Regions from separate parts of the Homo sapiens genome. Here all the other regions are linked to region 3. Evidence: chromatin loops called from intact Hi-C (ENCODE). Cell type or tissue: heart right ventricle. All regions are shown on one strand. Each heading gives the region's core, and the rest is flanking DNA. Links, peaks and the distances in the headings are about the cores only.

Region 1 (5,135 bases), core at 1,520-4,019, 100 kb before region 3:
AATTCCCATGTAAAAGAGTTTACATCTTGCTATTTTTGAAGTAATAGATTTTAGCAAAGAGTATTCTAATTTAAACATTTTATTAAATAATTTAGATGTATGACCTGCCATATTCAGTAAGAACTGAGATTGGAATATTTAATGGTAAGGAAAAGGCACCTGATTGGCCAATGCATTTTTGCTACTTGATGATCATATTTGTGCACTCATGCCTGTTACTAACTGGCCACCCTAACCCTGCCTGCTTGCATCCCTACTAATAGTGCATGCACTGAAGGAGGACTGGCTTTGTTGATGCTTGCTGCAATGATTCGGAATACTAAGTGTGTACCCAGATGTGGAACAGGTGGTCACAGGGCTGTCCTTGTTACTTCTTTAATTTCCATTCTTTTCCATATCAGGCAAGCTTGAGGTATAGTAGGAAGAACACACATTATGGAGTCAGACCTGACTGAGTTAGAATTTCAGCTCTTGGTATAACATAGGCTAGGCACAACCTGGCTGATCTGTAAAGTGGTGACATCTGTCTAAATTGTTGAAGATGAAATAAGAGAAAGTCCAAGATTATTCTGTTAGCCAGTTACAGTTCTTAATATACGCGCAATCTCGGCTCACTGCAAGCTCCGCCTCCCAGGTTCAAGCAATTCTCCTGCCTCAGCCTCCTGAGTACCTGGGATTATAGGCGCCTGCCACCACATCTGGCTATTTTTTTTATTTTTAGTAGAGACGGGGCTTCACCATGTTGGCCAGGCTGGTCTCGAACTCCTGACCTTAGGTGATCCGGCCTCCTCAGCCTCCCAAAGTGCTGGGATTATAGGTGTGAGCCATTGTGCCTGGCCTGCTATTTATCATTTTTATCTAGAAGAAAATAGTTTTAATCAGATTTCTATGTTAGATTCACATATCAGGGTTTTAAAAACTCATACGCCCGGACCCGGCCTTCTAGGACCCAAACACAGGAGACTGGGGGTGGAACCCAGGTATCCATATTTTGATTCTGATGCACCACTTGGTTTTTTGAATCTCACTTCTTTCATGGGTTAAAAAGACAATGCTCTGCAGAAGGAGATAACATATACATTCATATAATTTAGTGAGCCTGAGACTGTCTGTGAGGCGTTAGTCCACTGTACCACAGATAGACCAAATCACTCACAAAGTAGCCATAAGCCTGGACACTTTGCTGGCTAATTTCATAGTGTTTGCTTTTTAAACTCTCACCCTTCTTATGTCATGTAAGTAATGCCTTTTTAAAAATAAGCATGAGCTGGGGCACGGTGGCTCACGCCTGTAATCCCAGCACTTTGGGAGGCTGAGGCGGGTGGATCACTTGAGGTCAGGAGTTCAAGACCAGCCTGGCCAACATGGGGAAACCCCATCTCTACTGAAAATACAAAAAGTTAGCTGGGTGTCGTGGTGGGTGCCTGTAATCCCAGCTACTTGGGAGGCCAAGGCAGGAGAACTGCTTGAACCCAGGAGGTGGAGGTCGCAGTGAGCTGAGATCGTGCCACTACACTCCAGCCTGGGTGACAGAGTGAGACTCTGTCTCAAATAAATAAAAATAAGCATGGATATTAAAACTCTTGAGAAATGGAAATAATAAGAAATCAACTGTAGCTATACAATTGAAAAAGTCTGCCATTTATATTCTACTTTTTTTCTTTTCTCCTCTTCTCTTCTCTTCTCTTCTCTTTTCTTTTCTTTTCTTTTTTTTTTTTCAGACGGAGTCTCACTCTGTTCCCCAGGCTGGAGTGCAGTGGCACGATCTTGGCTCACTGCAAGCTCCGCCTCCTGGGTTCACACCATTCTTCTGCCTCAGCCTCCCGAGTAGCTGGGACTACAGGCGCCCACCACCACGCCCAGCTAATTTTTTGTATTTTTAGTAGAGACAGGGTTTCACCATGTTAGCCAAGATGGTCTCGATCTGCTGACCTTGTGATCTGCCCGTCTCGGCCTCCCAAAGTGCTGGGATTACAGGCGTGAGCCACCACACCCGCCCCTTTTTTTCTTTTAGTTTTTCTAGAAGGCAAGGAGGTACATGAGCATAATTATTTGACATAGACAGATTTGGATCCTTTTATTTCACTTTACATCATATGCTCGTTCTCATGTGATAATGTAATTTTTAGAACCATGTTTTTCAGTGACTACATAATGTTTCATCAACCAGATGTATTATTACTCCTAGTTGGATATTTAAGTGGCTTCTGTTTCTACTTGCAGTTTATTTTTAATAAGTAGATAATCAGAATTGTGTCAAGATAACATCCAGTGAGACTTGAACAGAATCACTCCTGAATAGTTGACTCAGAGTCTCTAATAGCCCTAGAAAACTGACGAGAAATCATCAGTTCCTGATAAAATTACACAATTCTACTTCAACCAAAGAGGATCAAAGCCAGATTGGTTGGACTGTCATTCTTCTGTTTATTTATTTTGTGTATTTTTTGAGACAGAGTCTTGCTCTGTCACCCAGGCTGGAGTGCAGTGGTGCAATCTTGGCACACGGCAACCCCTGCCTTCCTGGTTTAAGCAGTTCTCTTGCCTCAGCCTCCCAAGTAGCTGGGATTATAGGCAGGTGTGGCAACACCTGGCTGATTTTTGTATTTTTAGTAGAGACAGGGTTTTGCCATATTGGCCAGGCTGGTCTCCAACTCATGACTTCAAGTGATCCACTCACTTCTGCCTCCCAAAGTGCTAGGATTACAGGCATGAGCCACCGCACCTGGCCCCATCATTCTTAATCACCCTAACATTTTCCCTCTTTCCCAAAAGAGTTGTGTATATCCTTGGGTGAGGATCCTGAAAGTGAAGACATTATCTGAGGAAATAATGGTTTGGGTCTTAAACACTCTGGTTAGAGCTAAGTTTATATGACAGGTATTACATTGTAAAAAGGAGAAAAAGGTTATTTTAGAAAGACACCTGTTAGAACCTGCTTTTTTTTTTATTTTTTTTTATTTTTGAGACTGAGTCTTACCCCGTTGCTCAGAATGGAATGCAGTGGTGCGATCTCAGCTCACTGTGACCTCCACCTCCCAGGTTCAAGCGATTCTCCTGCCTCAGCCTCCTGAGTAGCTGGGATTACAGGCACTCACTACCGTGCTCGGCTAATTTTTGTATTTTTAGTATAGACGGGGTTTCACCATGTTGGCCAGGCTGGTCTTGAACTCCTGACCTCAGGTGATCTGCCTGCCTCGGCCTCCCAAAGTGCTGGGATTACAGGCATGAGCTACCACACCCAGCCAGAACCTGCTTTCTAAAAGCACCCTAAACCTCTTTGGTTGTGAATTTATATATTCTCTGCCTTCCAAGGGCTGGTCTTTGAGGATATTGCTTGGAACTAAGTTCATACAGTAGATATTTTATTTAAAAAAAAAAAAAACAGAAAAGAGACCTCCAATAAAAGGTTTCTTTTTTGTCTGATTTTTTGCTTTTTTTTAATTTTGAAATATAATACTTGTCATATAAACTTAGCTCCAAGCAGTATGCTCAAAGACCAGCCCTTCTTGGAATGCAAATAATATATAAATTCATAGCCAGAGACGTTTAGAGGTGTTTAAAGAAAACCAGGTTCTTACAAGTGTCTTTCTAAAATAACCTTTATCTCTTTTTTACAACAATCAACCAGAGTGTTTAAGACTCAAACCGTTCACTGGTGAAGGAAGGCATTCCCTGAGACTCTAGGTCTGAGAAGAGGGATGGGTGGTGGAGAGGGGGAGGGAGTTTATTCGCCCTGCAGTTGTGCCTGCACCACTTACTTTCAAGGGCATATTTGGATCTGTTACTTGTCAAAGTGGCTATCAGAATCACCTTGGACTTCTTGAAGGGTGAGTTCACAACCGAGAAAGCACATATTCAAAATTGTTGAAGTAATAAGTAAATCTTCTAGAACCTTACCCTCAGTGATAACATTCCACTTCTAGCTCTTAAATACCCACTTCTGTTTCCTGGATGAGATACTCAGTGCAGGAAGGAACCTGGGTTACATTTGTCAGAGCCCCAAATCTGAGATGAACTGTATCAAGTTCTGCCTTTGGGCTGAGGCTGGTTACTGGAGGTCATCCTCTGTTTCTCTCTTTTTTTTTTTTTTTTTTTTTAAAAAAAAGAGAGACAGGGTCTTGCTCTGTTGCCCAGGCTAGAGTGCAGCGGTGTGATTCCAGTCCACTGCAGCCTTGACCTCCTGGGCTCAAGCGAATCTCCCAAGTAGCTGGAAGGTGGAACTAGAGGCATGCACCACCACACCCGGCTAATTTTTGTGTTTTTCTTATAGAGACGGAGTCTCATGTTGCCTGGGCTGGTCTCGAACTTCTGGGCTCACACCATCATCCCACCACGCCCAGCCTATTTTGTTTTTTTAAATACAATATCTTTTGTATGAACTTAGCTCCAAGCATATGCTCAGAAACCAGCCCTTCTTGGAGTGCAGTTAATATACGAGTTCATAGCCAGAAAGATTTAGAGGTGTTTCAGACAAACCAGGTTCTTACAGGTGTCTTTCTGAAATAACCATTTTCTCCTTTTTACAACAAACCAGAGTGTTTGTAAGACTGAAACAATGATCTTGGATAATGTCTTTGAAGGCCCTCACCCAGGGATTTACAGACTCCTCTGGGGAGGAGGGAAAATGTAATGCGAAGAGCCAGAGTGCAACCAATCTGGCTTTGATCCTCTTTGGTCCACACTGGCTGTGTCACCTTGGGCAAGGAATAGAGCCTCTGAGTCTCCCTTTCTTATTTCTGCTGCCTTAGGATTAGTTAGTGGGGGTTCAGTGAGACGATGTAATAAAGTGTGGGTGTATAGTACAGTCTCTGGTGTAAGTAAGTGCTCTATAGTAATGTCAGCTACTGAGGCTGGGTGTGGTGGCTCATGCTGGTAATCCCAGCACTTTGGGGAGCCGAGGTGGGAGGATTGCTTGAGGCCAGGAGTTCAAGACCAGCCCAGTCAACATGGTGAAACCTTGTCTCTACCAAAAATAAAAAAAATTAGCCAGGCATGGTGGCGTATGCTTGTAGTCCTAGCTACTCGGGAGGCTGAGGTGGGAGGATCAGTTGAGCCCAGGAGGTGGAGGCTGCAGTGAGCTGAGATTGCACGACTGCACTCCAGCCTGGGCAAAAGAGCAAGACCCCATCTCA
Region 2 (5,135 bases), core at 1,166-3,665, 120 kb before region 3:
CAGTTCTCAAAATGCCCCTGCTCTTAGGCAGTCAGATAGCTCAGTGGCTACAGTACAGTGATAAGAAAAATACACATATTTATGTGTGTGTATATATGATATTGTAGGAGGGGTAGCACTTCCACCCTCTTAGGGTGTCTGGCTGGGCCTGAGAACTAAATGGACATAAGACAGGTTAACAGGAGAAAGCATACAGATTTTTACATTTTAATGCCCAGCAGAGAAGCCATTTAATTCATGCCTACTTAGCACATTAATAAAAAAACACATCACTTTGGAGAGTAACTTGGGACTACTGGGAATGGGATTTCACGTATATTATGATGAATTTGAAGCATCAGTGTCATGTCTGACATTGGAGTTCCCATAGGAAAAGGAAGATCCAAAGAAGCAGGTGGAACTGAATGCTTATATATGAAGTTGGACAAAAAGTAAATTGTGAAAACGTGACCAGACAAAGGAGCATGGGCTAGGGCAGTTAGTTGTGGAGAAGTGACTAGGAAGATAAGGATTCGTTCAGCAAGGTTTGTTTATGGAGGTTTCCCTCAGCCTTGCCTCCCCGTCCCTGGTGTTAGGAATGTTTCTTTCCTCCTGGTATAAGGAGGGCATCCTTCACATGGGAGTTTATCTCCTGCTTTCAGGATGAAAAAGGAAGGTCGGAGCCCTCTTCTTGCATGTGATGGTTTTCAAGTGTCTTTAACTCAAAATAATCCTATGCCTAAGGAGCATATTTTGGGATAGCGTATTCTGCCCCCTTTATCAAGTATGACGGCAGCAGAGGTAAAGAAACATAATTCAGGCTGAGAAGTCAGGGAAAGCTCTGGTTAGGGAATGGCACTGGAGCTGTACCTTGATGAGTTAACAGTTTCGTACAGCCAGGACCTGGATGGGCCAAGACACTGTTGAAAGGGCCTGGTTTCCATCGTTTATGGGCATGTCACGTGGCTTCGTGAAACTTGAAGACAGAGAACATGAGGCTGTGACTGGGAAGGCCAGAGCCTTCAAGGGCCTCACACATTGTACTGAGGTGTCTGGGACTTATTTTCTGGGTGGTGGGGAGTCATTCATTAAGGTTCCTAAGCAGAATAATGTCTTAAGTTGCACTTAGATAACTTTATTGGCATTGCAAAATGTAGATTGAATAGAGGAGGGGTCGGGGGATCCGCTGGAAAGCTTCTGGGAAATTGTCACTCTGTGGATGGCATTGTGATGATCTCATTTAGTAATCAGAAGTAACCTTTTGAATAGAGGACATAAAGGAGAAATTGATTAGAAATATATAGCAAATAGAGGTTGAATCATTGACATTTATACTGTTGTCCTTGTTTTTGCAGATGAGGACGCTGACTCTTAGAAAGAAAAAGTAATTTGCTTAAGGTCACACAGCAGGGAACTGGTGTGCCCAGGTTCTGGATACAGAGCCTGTGTCCTTATTAACCCTTATTAGCTTTCCAGTACTCTCCTAAAAGAAAAATGGGAAAGGATGGAGAGGACAGTTCCTCCCTAATCCAGCAGAGTTTTAAGGCACACAGACTGATCAGATTCCACATGGGAGGAAGGCTGGGAAGGATCATTTACAGGCAGAGCTTCAATTTTAAGCTGGAATTTGAAAGGAGCAAGAAATTTTACTTGGTCGGAAAGTGGGTGAAAATACTCTGATGGGAAGAGAGGTCAGAGTGATAGGAGAGGAGAGGTTTGAGGCAGTCAGACCTGGGATTGAGCTTGGGAACCCAGTGTCCTCATGTAGGCCTCATAACGGGTTGTTGTAAAAATTAAGCGAGGTGAAGAACCTGAAGCCTGGTAGGTGGCCAGAAAGTGTCAGGCCTTTTGCAGGTGGTTTGCTTTTGTGGTGTTCTGACTCTCAGCTGAAACAGGAGCTTGATAGCAGTGATAATAACTCTTACTTTTTTCTTCTTCTTCTTCTTCTTTCTTCCTTTCTTTTTTTTTTTGAGACAAGTTCTCGCTTTGTTCTCCAGGCTGGAGTGCAGTGGTGTGATCATGGCTCACTGCAGCCGCAACCTCCTGGGCTCAGGCTATCCTCCAACCCCAGCCTCTCCGGTAGCTGGGAATACAGATGCATGCCACCACACCTGGCCAATTTTTGTATTTTTGTAGAGATGGGATTTCACTATGTTGTCCAGGCTGGTCTTGAACTCCTGGTCTAACTGCCTCAGCCTCCCAAAGTGCTGGGATTACAGGTGTGAGCCACTGCGTCTGGCCTACTTATTTTCTTCTTTTTGAGCCTTGGCGTCAGACACTATTAACATCTGAACACTCATCTTGAGACTAGTCCACATATATGATGACCTTACGTGTGAATGGGAGGCTCAGGTTTCAACATAATAAAAGGCACATTTGCCAGGCGCGGTGGCTCACGCCTGTAATCCCAGCACTTTGGGAGGCCGAGACGGGCAGATCACAAGGTCAGGAGATCGAGACCATCCTGGCTAACACCGTGAAACCCTGTCTCTACTAAAAATACAAAAAATTAGCTGGGCGCGGTGGCAGGTGCCTGTAGTCCCAGCTACTCGGGAGGCTGAGGCAGGAGAATGGTGTGAACCCAGGAGGCGGAGCTTGCAGTGAGCTGAGATAGCGCCACTGCACTCCAGCCTGGGCGATAGAGCGAGATTCTGTCTCAAAAAATAAAAAATAAAAAAATAAAAAATAAAAGGCACACTGTAACAATGCATGTTCTTGGTGATATCGTAGGCAAAATTGCTTTTTAGTAATCTTTAGTCTTAGAACATAGCTACCACCCATGTGTGATGCTATTCCAGTGGGAAAGTGCAACCCTCTTTACAGACCAGTTTAAAACCAGCATTTGACACAGCATTGTTGACTGACTGGTTTTGCTGCCCCCAGGGTCTGTGTGTAGCAGACACTGTGGTTGTTATCACAGTGCACACTAAGGAGCAGCCAAGCCAGAGTCATTTTTTCCTGGGTGATCACGGCCACATTCATAGACCAGGACCATGTGAATTTGATTTTTTTTTTTTTTTTTTGAGACAGAGTTTCGCTCTGTCACTAGGCTGGAGTGCAGTGGCCTGATCTTGGCTCACTGCAACCTCCATCTTCCGGGTTCAAGCGATTCTCCTGCCTCAGCCTCCCGAGTAGCTGGGACTATGCGAACGCACCACCACGCCTGGCTAATTTTTGTATTTTTAGTACAGACGGGGTTTCACCATGTTGGCCAGGATTGTCTCGATCTCTTGACCTTGTGATCCGCCCGCCTCAGCCTCCCAAAGTGCTGGGGTTACAGGTGTGAGCCACCACACCCGGCCAGTGATTTTGATTTTTGCATCTTTTAAATATTTTATCCTTTAAAAATAATTGAATTGCCCTGACACAACCAGAAGAAATTAGATGCTGCCTACAGGAAGTATTTTAATTTTGTGAACTTGCTTTGCAGAACACTTGCTGAAATGGCAGCAGCCACATCCGTCCATGTGGTTGCAGTGATTGAACCCATCATTCAGCATGCCGACTGGTTCTTCCCTGAAGGTAATTCTCACTTCAGTTTCATTGACCGCCAAAGCAATGTGATAATCGTACAAAAAGTCTTCTTAAGAGAATACATCTGTAATCCTTCTTCATGATTACGTAATTGGTTTCACTTTTTCATGTTTCTTTCCAGCCTTTGTTCATTGCATTTGTATTTTGACATGATGGTAATCATATTGTATTGTATTTCACTTAGTTTCACTAAAACATAGCCAGTCAGTGTATGTTGAATACCCACTGGGTGCCATATGTTTGCTGGTGAAACATGCCGTCTTACCTGGGGGAACTCCGGCCACTGGAGAAGATGGCCACATGAACAGATAAATTATAACACAAGGCACATTAGAAGATAGGTGGATGGAGAAAGATTTGACAAACTCAAGTGCTGGGAAAAGGGAACCAGGGATTGGTTTTTAGAAGAGGCGATGTTGAATATGCTGGAGTTTTTCACTTGGAAGAGGGCTTGTTTCTCTAGCTAGATTATGGATTTGCCCATAGATAGGAGATAAAGCAGGAAAGGTTGATCGGGGCCAGCTGGTGAAGGCCTGAGTTGGCTGTGTCAGGGAATTAGTATTTCATCCTGCTGGCAATAGATTTTCAAACTAGGTTTGTTGCAGTTCTGGGATCCACAGAGGTTCCCATGGCCCCCTTTGGGGATGCTGGCCAGGCAAGTGTTGGAATTCCGGATCCCCCACACCTACTTCCCCCAGAGCAACCCTGCTGCCATGTCCCGTGGGGTGCAAGCCCCATGATACCCATCTTTCCCTCACCACTGAGCCCATCTTTTCTTTACCACTGTTTTGTCACCATCAGGAATCACGCCTCATTCATATAGGTTGCCCAGTGAGGATGGGATGGATGAGCGAATGCTAGCATTCTGCTCAAGGTTTCCTTTGAGGAAATGATTCTTGCAAAAACTGCTAAAGGCAGTATGAACTTGATGTTGCCTTTTATTTCTATTTTATATTAAAGTGTAAATATCTCTCTTTTTTTTTTTTTTTTTGAGACAGAGTCTTGCTCTGTCGCCCAGGCTGAAGTGCAGTGGCGCGATCTCGGCCCACTGCAACCTCTGCCTCCCAGGTTCAAGCGATTCTCCTGCCTCAGCCTCCTGAGTAGCTGGGAATACAGGCATACATCACCATGCCCAGCTAATTTTTTGTATTTTTAGTAGAGACGGGGTTTCACGTTCTTGGCCAGGCTGGTCTTGAACTCCTGACCTCAAGTGATCCGCCTGCCTTGGCCTCCCAAAGTGCTGAGATTGCAGGCATGAGCCACCACACCCAGCTAAATGTCTCTTTTTGAATGATTCAAATAAGTGATCTGTGCTCATCGTCCTCTTCTACATTCTAGATTTGTTTTTATTTATTTTTTTTCCACAAAAGAGAAAGCACAAAAGTGTGTAACTTATATTCTGACCCATACTTCTTCCCCTGTCTTGTCCTCTTAACATTACTTCCCACTGGTTTGATGGACCATTCTTGCGATGTGAGTGCCTGGAGCTTCCACTTTGAAATAGTGAGGGCTGTGGACTGAAGAACGAGGTTCCCGTTCCAATGAGGGGTGTCTTAGAGCTCCCTCGCCTGCTGTGCTCAGTGTCTCATGCACTTGTTTATTTTTCCTCTTGCAGAGGTGGA
Region 3 (5,135 bases), core at 865-3,364:
TCAGGGTGAAATTGTGATGAGTTCAGATAAAATGTTCAAATATTTGCTTAGATTTTTAATCGGTTGCTCTATGAGAACCCTCATACATAGCAACTTTGAAACTTTCATTATAAAAAAGAGCCTACAAATAAATTCACAAAAAGGAGACAATTAATGTTGAGCAGCCAAAAAGTCATGGTTTATTATATCTGAAGAAATTTCATAATTCAAACACAACCAAACTGTACATTTTACAATCACATTCTATTTGTAAACAGTTAAAAGCCACTGACTTCTTTTGCATCTTAGGACACAAACAGTTAGAATCAAGGCAATGATATGATGGCAAATTCTGTACTGTTAAAATTTTTACCCTTGTTTAGTCTCTCTTCTTTGACTAAGCAAGCATTATAATACCATTTGTGGGCAAAAAAAGGGGGGAGGAAAGAAAGTTTAAAATGGTGTAACTCGTTAGTTTGCAACAACATTTAAAATTTTCTTTATACAACAAACAACTCTGTAAGCCCAATACCTTGGTTACAGTATGCATAGTTACTGATTTCGGCTTTAAGGTACAACAGTTAAACATTAACACAGTCACGAGAGAGCAGAAACATATGGAGCCACTTGATGGGATTACAAAAAATTATTACCTATTGATTATTAGCAAACCATCATCACTCACTAATAAAAAGACAGCATCTGAAAGCAGAATGTCAAACTCCAGCTTTAAGCGTTTTTTTGTTTTTTCTTTTTTTTTGGCAGAGAAAATTCTTTAACAGAGCAATATGTAGTATCAGTGCTAAAAGTTGGGGTTTTTCTTTTTTTCCTCTAAGAAACTACAAGGAATTTTTTTTTTTTTTTTTAAACTGGGGAACTGGTTTTCCTGAGAACCATGCTCTTTGATTTGGGACAGGAATAGAAAAACAAAAGAACATGGCCAAATGCTGCTCCTTTTTCCCAGAGATAGAAAGCATCTTTTAAATCATCCTCCATTTTTTTTTTGTCTTTTACATTTTTTTTAAATGATGGAAGAGTAAACATTTTTTTTTCTCAAAAAACAAACAAAAAAATCTGTAAACAAGAAGGTTCAAAGTGAGAACCTCCAAAACAAAATGGAAAGCCTATTCAAAGTGCAGGGCCCGTCCTGGGTGGCAGGTGGGCTGCAAGTCACAGCTGTGGCCACAGTTTTTCAAACTGCAGAGCGAAATTCTTTAGTTTTACAACATGAAAAAACTGGTGCAACACTTTCATTAATAATCCTAAGTCAGCATCCTAACTTGATCTTTTAAACTCCACGATACCACAATAAGGTAGGCAACATCAAGGCATAGTAGAGAGCGCACGCCTCCTAAGAACACCCTTGAGTAAACATTGACACTGGGACAGCTGCCCCCCATACTGCCGATGAGACGGAGAGAACATCATTCAGTGCAAAGGGAAAAGCTCATACGTTATCAGCCCAAAAAATGGTTTTGCAAGAGAGAAAAAAAGGGGCGGGGGGGGGGGTTGGGGAGGAATAGAAGGAAAAAAAAAAAAAGAATCCAAAGGCTAAACATGATGAATAGACACAAGCGAGCTCATTCTCTACGGTTTAGCATGTATGGCGCTATTTGGGAGTGTAAATAGAGTAGATACCTTTTCACATTATAATATTGGCCTGCATGATTCAAGTATTCAAACTGATATGTTTTGGGGAAAACAAAGTGGAAAATGTGCAGAGAATAGCTGTTCCCACAGGCGGCCCCTGGCTGCAGGCGGCGAGCCCCACTTAGTGCTCCTTTCCCTCGCGTCTGAGGTCCCGGTCGGTGAGTCTGCATCTACACTGTTACATGGACTCTCCACCCCCACCCAGGTGGTCAACAGAAAGAAAAGCGTTAATGGGAGATGGGCTGCTAATTCCTCGGGGGTCGCTGCTGCTTGGGGGACCCCACAGGCTTGTGGAATAATGCGGGGTCCCCCAGAGTGAAGTGCCGTGAAGGTCTCCACAGTTAGTTCCCGACAGCCCAGCACCATTCCAGTGATTGAGATCGGTCCGGCTGGAGAATGAGTGGGAACAGTCGAGGGAGCCCAGCCGGCTCTGGCTGGACCCGAGAGACTGCCAGCCGGGAGAAGGGGTCAGAGACTGGCTTTGTGCAAAGAAACGACTGATCTCCTCTTCACTGGCAAACTCAGCAAGAATAGTAGTGTTCCCCAGTACACACCTAGAGGAGAGAGGCACCGCGGACACGTGAGGACAGCACACCAGGAGGGCTTCATTCACTCACAAGTGAGGGTGCAACTTGTCTCTGCTAGAAAAGCCACAGAAGGCACAGAGGGAGAGACTACACCACATAACCTGCGTGCCCTCCCTTCACCCGAGTGTGCACCCACAGCTCTCCAGGGCCTGGTGCCTTGCCCAGAGCGAACTTCCTCTGTCTGCCATGGGCAACGTAAGGGACTTTCTAGGGCCATCTAGCCAGGTCTGATTCCCCGCTTAGGAATGCCGACCTTGGAATCAGGGCACTACTGCAGCCAGCAGGAGCCACCCACGCAGGACCCTGTGCACTGCCCCGGGTCAGGCTGTGCTCTCACACTCCTTCCCCTAGACTCTTCCAACTGGGAGCCCAACAGCCAACTTACATGTGCAGAGACTTTTGTGCCTTCACTACCTCTTCTTTTGAACTGTAGCGGACCAGAGCATTTCCGTGAGGGAGGTTCAGGTGGAATGTGATCAGCGGGCCGTGCTGCATGCACAGAGTGCGCAGAGTTGAGCCATCGATCTAGGAAACAGTGTGGAAACTGCCAGTGAGAGGCGTCACCGCGGGCCCTCCAGGAGGCTGTTTCAGGCTGCACTGCTGCCCCTCCTCTCTTTCCTGAGGCTCTGTGCTCCTGGCACCACTCTTCACTGACACTCTGACGTTGCTCTGACGGGGTGCAGAGCCATCTTCCCCACCTCCACTGCTCCCAGAGCCATACCGCTCTGGCCTCTAGACTCCTGGACACTCCCCAGATCCCCACTGTGGCTCCATGTCTTCTCTCTTCCCTGCCCTGAGGACAGCATCCATCAAGGTTCTGCTCCCTGAGGGAGGAGGGAGGTGGGAGCTCAACACCCAGCCTCCAGAGGAGGGCGCAGGCCAGGGGCTAAGAAAATGCTCTCACCTCAGGGGCAGACCAGGATTTCTCCATGTGCCAACAAGGACCACCTGTGTCAAATTCATCTGCAGGCCCTCATACAAATGCAGAGTCCCAGCCCCTAGCCCAGATCTACTGACTCAATCTCTGGGTGAGGCCTGGGAATCTGTATGCTTGGTTGGTTCCCAGGCACATTACAGCGTGAACCACCAGATTCGACCACAGCCTGCCTGAGGTCTACAGACCACTCCTCTGCTGTTTCCTCTGCTCGGCTTCACTACCACCTAGCAGCCCTTGTCTCACATACAGACCCGAACCTCTGTTCCCATGCTCCCTGGCGTAGCCACATAAACCAGCGTATCTGGTATCCTTACCTGAGGTGTAAGGTTTTTTAGAACAAGCCAATTTGTTATTCTCCCTGAGCTGCTCTCACCCCAGCTGGAACCTAAACAAGGAAAAAAAGGACAAGTCAGTTTTCCAGGACTGAAAGAGCCCAACTACAGTTACTTAGCAGATCACCTGGCCTCTTGACTTCCTTCACTTCCTTGCACTTCTACATGGGAGGCTTTCTCCCTAGGCCCAGAATTTCAGCTCGCCCTAGCCATGGCCAGGCATTAACTCCTATGGCAGGGGGCTCTGCCTCTGGCGACAGTGAGCTCAGAATGGCTCCCAGTTCACCACAGAGGAGGGCAGTGAGCCACAAAAGGCTGCATCTTTTTGAGATCTTCTCATTGATAGGAGCTAAAATAATCTCAAACGGTACCATCTGGGGAAGACTTCAGTAGTGTCTGATCACTCTGCGTGTGTGTCCTTCAGGGCATGAAGCTTTAAGGGGATTCCAGAGCTTGCGATCGCACAGATGCTCCTTGTTTTCCCCGGGGTTACTGCAGGGGCTCCCCATCTGGCCTTCCTGCTGGACCCCTGTGGCATCCACCCTTCCCCTGGGAGTACAGCCCTCATCCCTGACCCCATCTGCAACTCAAGGCACCTCACAAACACTTCAGGTGCTGGGAAAGACCATTCCATGACACAGCTCAGGCCTATCCACCTCTCACGGAATCCTCCTCCACTCCCTGCAATCCTCTCATCACTCCAACGGGAGCCTTTGTGCTTTCTCCGGTGTCTGGGCCTTGGCAGAGGCTGCCCCTCGGTTCGCTTGGCTTACTCCTACAGGTTTCCTAATTCCACTCAACTGCACCAAGCCTCCCTGGGGTGGGTTCCTGGGCCACTTTCACTAGCGCCCCTCGCTGTGTGCTGCCAGTCTCTTAGCTGGCATCCAGACAGATGTCTGCGGCCTCCAAAAACCACTCACACCAAACCAAAAACCACTCACACCACACCAATTATGTTAACTTGCATTCAGCAGCTTGGCACGTACTTTAGTGTTCTTTTCCTATAATTAACCCGCACTCAAAGGAAAAGCTGCAAGTTTTCCTACAGCCAATCACCTGTCTAAAGATCAGAAATTACATATTTAATCAGAAAATATTAATGAGGTTTTATTACTCATTTTCAGCTTGAAGATGGGAATGTTTGGTAGTTTGCAGGCAAGGTAGAGTGAAGGATAAGACTGTATTTACTGGGGAAACTGCTAGGCTCATCTGGGGCTGTGTGTGTATATGTATGGTGTGGAGACAGCACAGGCAGGAAATGATGCCAGTACAAATCCAATGTTAGTCATTATAGAATGAGGAAAGGCAGAGGAACCAGACTGCCGGGGCCTTCTGGCTTATGCCTGTTGGCCATGTATGATTAATCAACAGCACTCTCTTTCACTCTCAAATGTCCCCATTTAATACAGGCCAAGCTACCCCCCTAGTCTTCAAGGCCCAGATGGCCTGCTCCCATGTTCCCCAGACTTGCCCAATACTGCCTTCTGCTCCATGTGATGTGGTTTAAGCCTGCCATGAGCAGGAAGTTCCTACACATTTTAAGATGTAGTCTTGAGGAACTTCTGAGACAATGGAGCTTCCTAATGCATTAATGTTATTGCAGCCTGTTGTGTGCCTTTGGGTGGATCATTTGTTTACCGAAGTTCTCAT

Evidence for each region. Hi-C counts contacts between places; a loop is a spot of excess contacts. Peaks named below come from ENCODE experiments on the same cell type or tissue, not always from the same donor. Only the 100,000 strongest peaks of a DNase experiment are listed, where the experiment ranks them.
Region 1: a loop joins it to region 3, with 2.1 times the contacts of the local background. A loop is called at or near these places in 6 of 110 quality-filtered maps.
Region 2: it touches region 3 in a loop (2.3-fold over the local background); 11 of 110 quality-filtered maps call a loop at or near these places.

The regions. Positions count from the first base shown.
Region 1 is chr16:24,922,693-24,927,827 of GRCh38, reverse strand. The region is part of intron 19 of ARHGAP17 (Rho GTPase activating protein 17); the gene reads left to right. Among named protein-coding and RNA genes, the nearest start is that of SLC5A11, 79 kb to the right of the region's middle. In heart right ventricle, for the core only: no CTCF peak of the experiment used is centred there; no DNase peak of the experiment used is centred there.
Region 2 is chr16:24,942,137-24,947,271 of GRCh38, reverse strand. It overlaps ARHGAP17 (Rho GTPase activating protein 17), which reads left to right. Exons shown (of 20, transcript NM_001006634.3): 15 at 3,410-3,501; 16 at 5,129-5,135. Among named protein-coding and RNA genes, the nearest start is that of ARHGAP17, 71 kb to the left of the region's middle. In heart right ventricle, for the core only: no CTCF peak of the experiment used is centred there; no DNase peak of the experiment used is centred there.
Region 3 is chr16:24,820,480-24,825,614 of GRCh38, reverse strand. TNRC6A (trinucleotide repeat containing adaptor 6A) reads right to left here. Exons shown (of 25, transcript NM_014494.4): 23 at 3,468-3,538; 24 at 2,602-2,741; 25 at 1-2,183. The coding sequence ends at 1,808. Among named protein-coding and RNA genes, the nearest start is that of SLC5A11, 23 kb to the left of the region's middle. RefSeq lists an enhancer at 2,303-2,803. In heart right ventricle, for the core only: no CTCF peak of the experiment used is centred there; a DNase peak (open chromatin) is centred at 2,410; H3K27ac peaks cover 1,136 bases.